2 separate regions of the Homo sapiens genome follow, and region 1 is linked to region 2. A link is an interaction called in ENCODE POLR2A ChIA-PET data of the cell type or tissue named here. Cell type or tissue: MCF 10A. All regions are shown on one strand. Each heading gives the region's core, and the rest is flanking DNA. Links, peaks and the distances in the headings are about the cores only.

Region 1 (4,393 bases), core at 96-4,095, 97 kb before region 2:
GTCCAGTTCACAGAAAAACTGGATGATACTTCTTTAACTTTAGCTAATATGTTTACACACAGAATTTTCTTTACAATTAACGTTTTAAAACTTGCTTAAATCTTCAAAACAATAATTTTTTAAAAACTTTTTAATGTAGGTAAAAATGTGCATTCTTATGCCTCCTTATAATCCTTTTACTAAAGGTATATTTTACTTTTCTGATACACCTTGCACATAAACTGTTTTTTTAAAATAGTTTTACATTCAGGAGGCCTAGTTACTTTTAAATTATACAACATTATTTGCATAAATTCTTTTTTATAACATTTTTCTCTTTCATGACTTTTGCAGACAATTCTTCGACATGCCTCAACTTTCTGACTTATTACAAATATTTCTTTCTTTAAACAACCAGTTAATTTATTTCAGGACAAGAATTTACCATATAATACTCTTTTTATATAAATTCTGCCCCCCCTTTTTTTCCCTTTTTTTTTCCTTAGGATACTTCTGAACTGGTGAGGTGTGCTCACAATGAGGTTTCCTCTAAAAGTTATTTTTTTTACTTTTTTTTTTTTGTTAGCAAAGCAGTTGCTGCTACAGATTGAATGCATTTGGTCCATCTGCGGGTTACCGGGTTAAGGATTTTTGATAGGAAGCCCTCAGTGCTTTCGGGATATGCCCTTGTTTACACTGACAACAAAGTGGTATTGGAGTGTTATAGGGTTATGGAGAATATCTTCAATTATCAATTATAGGTTTTAAATTTGCATTGGCTTTTAAAGGAATAGGGTACACTTTTTTTTTCTTAACTACTTGTATATCTCTTTCTTTCTTTCTCTCTTTGACTTTGTCTCTCTCTGACTTTCCTTTTGCCTGTCTCTTCCTCTCTCTCTGCCTCTCTCTTTCTCTCTCTCTCTCTCCTTGACTCTCTCTTTTTTTTTCTCTTCCTCTCTGTCTCTTCCTCTCTCTCTTTGCCTCTTTTCCTGTCTGTCTCTTTCCTTTCTCTCTCTCTGTTGGTCTTTCCTTGCCTCTGCCAGGCGCTTATTCTGCTGTTCTCTCCACCACTCTGTGTTAGGGGCGGGGGGTCTAAAACCAGCTGTAACCAAGTGTCTATGTACGGGAACTGGTCTGGGTTCCCTGGCTTACAGGTTACCTTGTGCCATAGCTTTGAAACAAGGGACCTGTCCGGGCTCCCTTCTAATGGCCAACCTACCTCTAATGCTGGCCAGTCTGTCTTACAGAAAGTTTTAAGTTTTCCTGGTGTCACCGTACTCCATAGTCTCCCTTAAACTCTTTTTTGAAATTTTTCACCGTAGTTCCTAGTAGGGTGGGCTTATTTGTGCCTGACCTATGCTTCCTTGAGACAAAACACCATGCTCACACCACAAGCACACCACAAAACAAAGAACAGGTAAAAAGGGCACACACACACTTTTGCAGTTTGCATCAAACCAAAATCAAAACCAAAATCAGAGTGTCCAGAAATCCAAGACAGGTCAAAACCAAAACCAAAGTATCAAGGAATCCAAGTCAAGTCAAAAACAAAAACCGAAGTGCCGGTACAGGCACACCATGGGTGATCAGGCCACGCGTCCACTCAAATGGAGTGGGCAAGTTTCCAATACCTGTCCTGTCAAGCAATTCAAACCAAGTCAAAACCAAAACCAAAACCAAAACCAAAGTGCTGATAAATGCATGTCATGGGTGATCAGGCCACGCTTCCACTCAAATGGAGTGGGCAAGTTCTCGAGACTAGTCTTACCAAGTTTTAGATGTCCAGACTCCAAGATCCTGTTCCTTCCCGGTGTTCAGCCACTGTGTTGGTCCTCCACGGGGGCCTGCCACACACTGCTCTGGTGAGGCATCCCACAGGGGCAGATGCCTACCCGGGAGCGTTCTCAGGATCCGCGTTGCCTGGGCTGGTCGGAGTCCCCCACAGGGATGTTTCACAGGGCATGCTTAAGCTGCCTAAGCAGCTGCCTCGACCATGTGCCAGTCACCTCGCTTCCTGGTCAGGGAACCAAGAAATGTAGCAGGATGAGCTGCAGACAAAACTCCTCAGACTCCGAGTTAAAGAAGGAAGGGGTTTATTCGGCTGGGGGCATTGGCAAGACTCCTGTCTCAAGAGCCAAGCTCCCCGAGTGAGCAATTCCTGTCCCTTTTAAGGGCTCACAACTCTAAGGGGGTGCGTGTGAGAGGGTCGTGATCGATTGAGCAAGCAGAGGGTACGTGTCTGGGGGCTGCATGCACCGGTAATTCGATCTGAACAAAACAGGATAGGGATTTTCACAGTGCTTTTCTATCCAATGTCTGTAATCGATAACATAACCGATTAGGTCAGGGGTCGATCTGCCCAGGGTGTGGCACCGGGCTGTCTGCTTGTGGATTTCATTTCTGCCTTTCAGTTTTTACTTTTTCTTTCTTTGGAGGCAGAAATTGGGCATAAGACAATATGAGGGGTGGTCTCCTCCCTTAATGCCTCTAACCCCAGCACTTTGGGAGGCCCAGGCATGTGGATCATCTGAGGTCAGGAGTTCAAGATCAACCTGGCCAACATGGCAAAACCTCGCCTCTACTAAAAATACAAAAAAATTAGCCTGGCGTGGTGACGGGCACCTGTAATCCCAGCTACTCAGGAGGCTGAGGCAAGAGAATCGCTTGAACCCAGAAGGCAGAGGTTGCGGAGAGCCAAGTTCGCACCACTGCACTCCAGCCTGGGTCAAAGAGTGAGACTCTGTCTCAAAAAAACAAAAACAAAAACGATACAAAACAAAAAACATGTTTTACTCAGGAAGACTGGTTTTCAATGTAATCAGTAGCAAGTACTTTTATAAAGTGATGAGGGCTTTGTGTCACAAATAACTCCCTTGCCCCAATTACTCTGTGTGGTCAGTTCTGATTTCACTGTACTTTGGGTTTAAGCCACGTATTTGGGAGAAAGTCATACGTGTCATTTCTCATAATATTCACCAAATGAAGAACTTTGGAAGGCTATGCAGGAGTCTACAGTTCACTGGAGGCCATGTGGCAGATCTCCTCCAAGGGGTTTCCAAATGTTTCCTGAAAAAGAAGAGGAGAGAGAGGTCTCTGCATCGTGTCTCAGATCTGAGTGAGGCCAGTTCTGGAACTTGTGGCGTACTGGGGAAGAAATTAGGTCTCGAGAGCCAGGGACCAAGGCCTGTCCTCTCCTCAGCTGCCCCTCTACTGCCTCTCTGCCCTAAATGGGTAGCTGAAGGGGGACGAGAAAGAAGAGAGAGAGAGAGAGAGGGAGAGAGAAGACAGGAGCAGCAGCAGGAGAGTGCGGGCACTTGGGAGCAGCTCACATCTGCTTCTTGGCTGGGGGGGGTACTGAAAACCACCCTGAGAAGGCTCATGCCTTGGCCTCGCTCCCCTTGTCTTGGGCTGACAGGACAGCTATACACTCAAATGCCCCTAAATGCAGGTTTGAGGACCTTCCTGGGGCAGGATGCCACATGGGGACAGGCAGAGCAGAAGCCACGTGACAGAGCCAGGCCAGCTGGGGAAGCGTGCACCCTCAGAAACGCTGGCTGGGCGGCCCTGCTGGAGGTTGTGTAAAATGCCCATTACGGTGCCTCAACAGTCAGCAGAAAGCTTGGGGTGTTAGGTTTCCTCTATGACTTCATTCCTCCCCCAAAATAATTATACTAAAAACCATAGTAGCTATTGCGTCTGGGGCATCTAAGCACGTCAGACACTACATACCTTATTTCACTCACCCTTCATCGAAACCCTGTGAGGCAGGCATTATTTCCCCCATTTTACAGGGAGGTACTGGGTCTCAGCAGGGGTGTAGGCAACTGCCAGGGGTCTCACCCAGCTTGTAGGTATAGGGCTGGGTGTCAGCCTTCAGGTCCCCATGACTCAGGTCAGGAGCTCAGAGCCCCTGTGCCGCCACACAGCCCTTAGCGTGTTGCACTGTTGCAGTGGACAAGCTCTCCGGGATCTGGCAAGGATGGTGAAGTCTGGTCAGAGGCTAGATGCCAGGCCTCACAGCACAGCTATCACAACAGAACCTAAACTGGAAATTGGGTTTTTGCTGTTGTTTTTTTAAAAATCCCCTGCATCTTTGTTGTTGTTGTTGTTGTTTGAGACGGAGTCTCGCTCTGTCGCCCAGGCTGGAGTGCAGTGGTGCAATCTTGGCTCACTGCAACCTCTGCCCTCTGGGTTCAAGCGATTCTCCTGCCTAAGCCTCCCGAGTAGCTGGGACTACAGGTGCCCACCACCACACCTGGCTAATTTTTGTATTTTTAGTACAGACGGGGTTTCACCATATTGGTCAGGCTGGTCTTGAACTCCTGACCTTGTGATCTGCCCCCCTCAGCCTCCCAAAGTACCAGGATTACAGGTGTGAGCCACTGCGCCTGGCCAACATCTTAAACTAGGTAAG
Region 2 (4,393 bases), core at 81-4,080:
TCCCACAAGCCTTAGCCAATGGCACATTTATTTTGTTCAACAACATCCCAGTACATCAGAAGAACCCCTAATGTTTTTTTTTTAGAGGAGGTTGAAATAAAATAGATATGTCCAGAAATGCATGCTTTTTGCTATAATGCTTGGACCTGAATGGAATGTCAGAAGTATATGGACAAACACTTGTCCCTGTATATCTGCTGCAACTTAAGTATATTTCTTTAAGCTATTTTCAACATAGATCAGAGTGGTATTTCAGGAAGACATGCCTTTCTTAAACCAGAGTCCAACCAAAGTGGTCGGTGGAATCTGAGGGTGGTGGGACAGTGTAGGGCAAGGAGGTAAAAGCAGAACCGGAGAAGAGGCAGAACAGGGTGGGAGCAGGAGGCAGATTGGGTGGGCATGGAGGCTCTCAAGGCTCTGGCTGGATGTGAAACTGAGTGGGAGGCAAAGAATGAAAGTGGAGCATGTTAATCTTGGAATGAGGATGAGTCATGCAGAAAATGAGACGCTTTCCCACTGATGCTCTGAATAATACCCCTTGACTGGGAAAAGAAACCAAATGAATATTGCTCTTGATGGCAGTGGAGATAGGGTATGGCATGCGAAGTGTGCAGGGGAAAATCGGGCACCCCTCCTCGCTCTTTCACCTTTCCTGGGTGACCTGAAACAAACCATTTAACCTCTCAAGTCATACTCCACATCCCAACAAAAGAGCAGTGACGCTAGATTATCTCTGGGTCCCTTGAGACCTACAACATTCAACAATTCAATTAACTAAAATGAATTGTAGGGCAGACATGGTGGCTCACTCCTGTAATCCTGACTGGGCTGATTGTTTGAGCCCAGGAGTTCAAGACCAGCCTGGGCAACATAGAGAAACCCCTCCCACCCCAACTCTACAAAAAAAAAAAAAAAGTTTTGTAAAAGGGCAGGTAGATATGAATTTGGGGAGACCTTTCGATGGTGGCTGTAGGAAACAGCAATAGCAATTGAGACAACCTATACCATACATAAGCTATAATAAGGGGAAATAAAATATGGCCCTTGCCCACATCTATCACGTTTGTATTTGTCAGTTACTCTATGAAGCGGTTTACATAATTATCTCACCTAATCCTTATAAAAACCCTATGAGGGGCTGGGCTCATGGTGGTGGCTCATGCCTGTAATGCCAGCACTTTGGGAGGCCGAGGCAGGTAGATCACCTGAGGTCAGGAGTTCAAGACCAGCCTGACCAACATGGTGAAACTCCATCTCTACTAAAAAAACAAAATTAGCCGGGCACGATGGTGCATGCCTGTAATCCCAGCTACTTGGGAGGCTGAGGCAGGAGAATCGCTTGAACCCGGGAGGTGGAGGTTGCGGTGAGCCAAGATTGCACCATTGCACTGCAGCCTAGACAACAAGAGTGAAACTCTGTCTCAAAAACAAAACAAAACAAAACCCTATGAGGTAGGTTCTAATATTATCACACTGCCGTGAGGAAACTGAGGCACAGAGAGCATAAGTAATCTACCCAAAACATTGCCAGTAAATAGGAAAGCCAGGATTGAACTCAGATCTATCTAAATTCCAAACCCTTAACCACTGTACTACATGCTCACCTATTATGCTAGAGTGCATAGAATAACTATTAACATCTTGTATTTTATCATCCAATCATAATCAAGAAACCTCCATTAAATATCTACCTAACCTAAGAGCCAGCTTGAAGAAGTTCCCACTGGGAAAATCTGGGACAAATTAAGCACCAAAATTAAGTCAGTAATGAATTATAAAGCACTAAAAAAATAGGCATTTGTAAGTCCTTACTGATAATAGGTAAATAAGTAAATGGGGAGAAGGGAGGGCTCTTGCTTACAGCAGAATATTGAGAGTTGGCTAGGAAATGGGGAGGAACTGCTGGAGCCAGAACATCATCATTTTGGAAATCATTGTAGTAAACATGGGATCAGGCAGGAATTATCAATAGATGCTAAATCAAAGGAGGAAATGTTGAAGAACAAGCTATTTGCATGGTCTTAAAAGTATCTCCCCAAAGACTGCTTATTAGTTGAAGGGAGAAAAAAATTAATTACCCAGTGGAGAAACTGGGCAACACCTTGACAGGGTGATACAAATTTACATTTACCAGTAAGGGGCAGATGAAACTTGTGTGCCTCCAGCATGATATCCTTAGAAGGACACAATGTTAATTTTTGCAATATTCTAGCCAAGAATACATAACAAACAAAATAGGAATGTTCTATTTAAAAAAAAAAAAAGATGAGGGGCACTGTATTCTTAAAAAATATCAACATCATAAGAGACAAAGGGCCAGGGGTAGGGGCTTACACCTGTAATCCCAGCACTTTGGGAGGGAGGCCGAGGCAGATGGATGGATCACTTGAGGCCAGGAGTTCATGACCATCCTGGCCAACATGGCGAAACCCCATCTCTACTAAAAATACAAAAATTAGCCGGGTGTGGTGGCACATGACTGTAGTCCCAGCTACTCAGGAGGCTGAGGATCGCTGGAACCCAGGAGGAGGAAGTTGCGGTGAGCCAGGATTGTGCAACTGCACTCCAGCCTGAGCAACAGAGCAAGACTCTGTCTCAAAAAAAAGACAAAGAAAGGCTATGGAAATGTTCCAGATTAAAGGAGGTAAAAGGGATAAGAAGGGATAAGACAACTAGATGTAAGCCTGACCCTAGACTCAGTGCTGCACAGGAGTGGGGAGAAGAGGATAATTCTATAAAATACACCATTAGATCAACTGACAACATTGGAATATAGGCAGTACCGATGTAAAATTGTGAGGCTGATAAATGTACTGTGGTTATGTAAGAGAATATTCCTATTTTTATTTTTATTTTTTTCTCTACTCCATGTGGAACAGGGCTAACTCACAGGCAATGTGCCCAGAGTTGGCCTATTCCTACTTTTATGAATTGCACACTAAGGTATTCAGAAGTGAAGGATCATGATGTATGTAACTTACCCTCATATGGTTCAAAAGAGAGAGAAAGAGAATGCAAAAATAGCTAAAGCAAATGGGGTAAAATGCTAACAATAGGTAAAAGTAGGTAAAGGGTATATGTTTATCTTATCCCTTTTTCCTCCTTTAATCTAAAAGGGATGTTTCTTGAAACTTATTCTAAGTTTGAGAATATGTCCAAATAAGTTTGGGGTTTTTTTTGGCCAGTCTGATATCACATTACTGAGTGGTGGTCAGACCCTGAGTTCTTTAGCATTTGCTGTTGTTGTTCAGTCAGGGTTTTGCTTTGTCACCCAGGATGAAGTGCAGTGGCATGATCTCAGCTCACTGCAGCCTCTGCCTCCCTGGCTCAAGCGATCCTCCCACCTCAGCCTCCCAAGTTGCTGGGACCGCTGGGACCACAGGGGGTTTTACCATGTTGCCAAGGCTGGTCTCCAACTCCTGAGCTCAAGCAATATGCCCGCCTCGACCTCTAAAAGTGCTGAAATTATGTGTGTGAGCCACCAGGCCTGGCCCAAGACCCTGCGTTCTTGACTGGAGATGGGGAAAAATGCCCTGCGTTGAGCCATGAGAATAACCGTCGTTCAACAGGAGAAGCTCAAGGCAGAGCTGGCTCCCTGTAGTTCAGGGGTTCACCAACCAACATGAAGAGCTACCTGGGTCACAAAGAAAACAGGCTCATGAGTAAACAAATAACAGAGTAATTCCACTGTGAGAAACACCAGGAAAACCAACATCTCCATATGTGTAAGGAAAAGATCTCCAGGCATGGGCCTATAGCCTAATTATTTCAACACAAGTCTACCCAGCAGAAGGATTAACCTGTTCAAGCTCACCTTTCATTTGCGATATATATGTGAAATCTTCTGGAACTAGAAGGCTCATTGGCAGATGGGAAAGGCGAGGAACAAACTGCTGTCTTTGATACAACACACGCTAGGGCTTGAGGAAACTATGGAATGAGTAACAAATTAGTAGACAACTTTTGACAATAAGATTATTATTGTTGCCATAGACTTGAGTCACTACCATGTGCTAGACCCTGAGGATACAGAAAGATAAAAGCAATGATCCCTGTCCTCAAGTAGCTTTGGGGAGCTGGGAGAGAGACACACAAAAGGGATACATTACAGGGCAGCAAATGAAAAGTATACTTTATGGAATACGACAGTCAGGAAAAGCTATTGTGGGTGTGTGGCACCAAGAGAAGTGGTAGGGGTAGGGTTTTCATTCATTCACTCATTTACTCATTCATTTATTCAAGCATTCTTTCAATAAATATTTATTCAACTTTTTTTTTTTTTTTTTGAGACGGAATCTCACTCTGTCACACAGGCTGGAGTGCAGTGTCACAATTTCGGCTCAGTGCAACCTCCACCTTCCAGGTTTAAGTGATTTTCCTGCCTCAGCCTCCC

What was found. Peaks named below come from ENCODE experiments on the same cell type or tissue, not always from the same donor. Only the 100,000 strongest peaks of a DNase experiment are listed, where the experiment ranks them.
Region 1: POLR2A ChIA-PET joins it to region 2 with 5 read pairs; 4 of 35 experiments call an interaction of 5 or more read pairs at or near these places.

What each region holds. Positions count from the first base shown.
Region 1 is chr1:211,685,122-211,689,514 of GRCh38, reverse strand. NEK2-DT (NEK2 divergent transcript) reads right to left here. Exons shown (of 4, transcript NR_148994.1): 3 at 3,709-3,949; 4 at 2,056-3,045. Among named protein-coding and RNA genes, the nearest start is that of NEK2-DT, 12 kb to the right of the region's middle. In MCF 10A, for the core only: no CTCF peak of the experiment used is centred there; no DNase peak of the experiment used is centred there.
Region 2 is chr1:211,588,471-211,592,863 of GRCh38, reverse strand. No RefSeq gene overlaps it. Among named protein-coding and RNA genes, the nearest start is that of SLC30A1, 12 kb to the right of the region's middle. In MCF 10A, for the core only: no CTCF peak of the experiment used is centred there; DNase peaks (open chromatin) are centred at 493 and 2,533.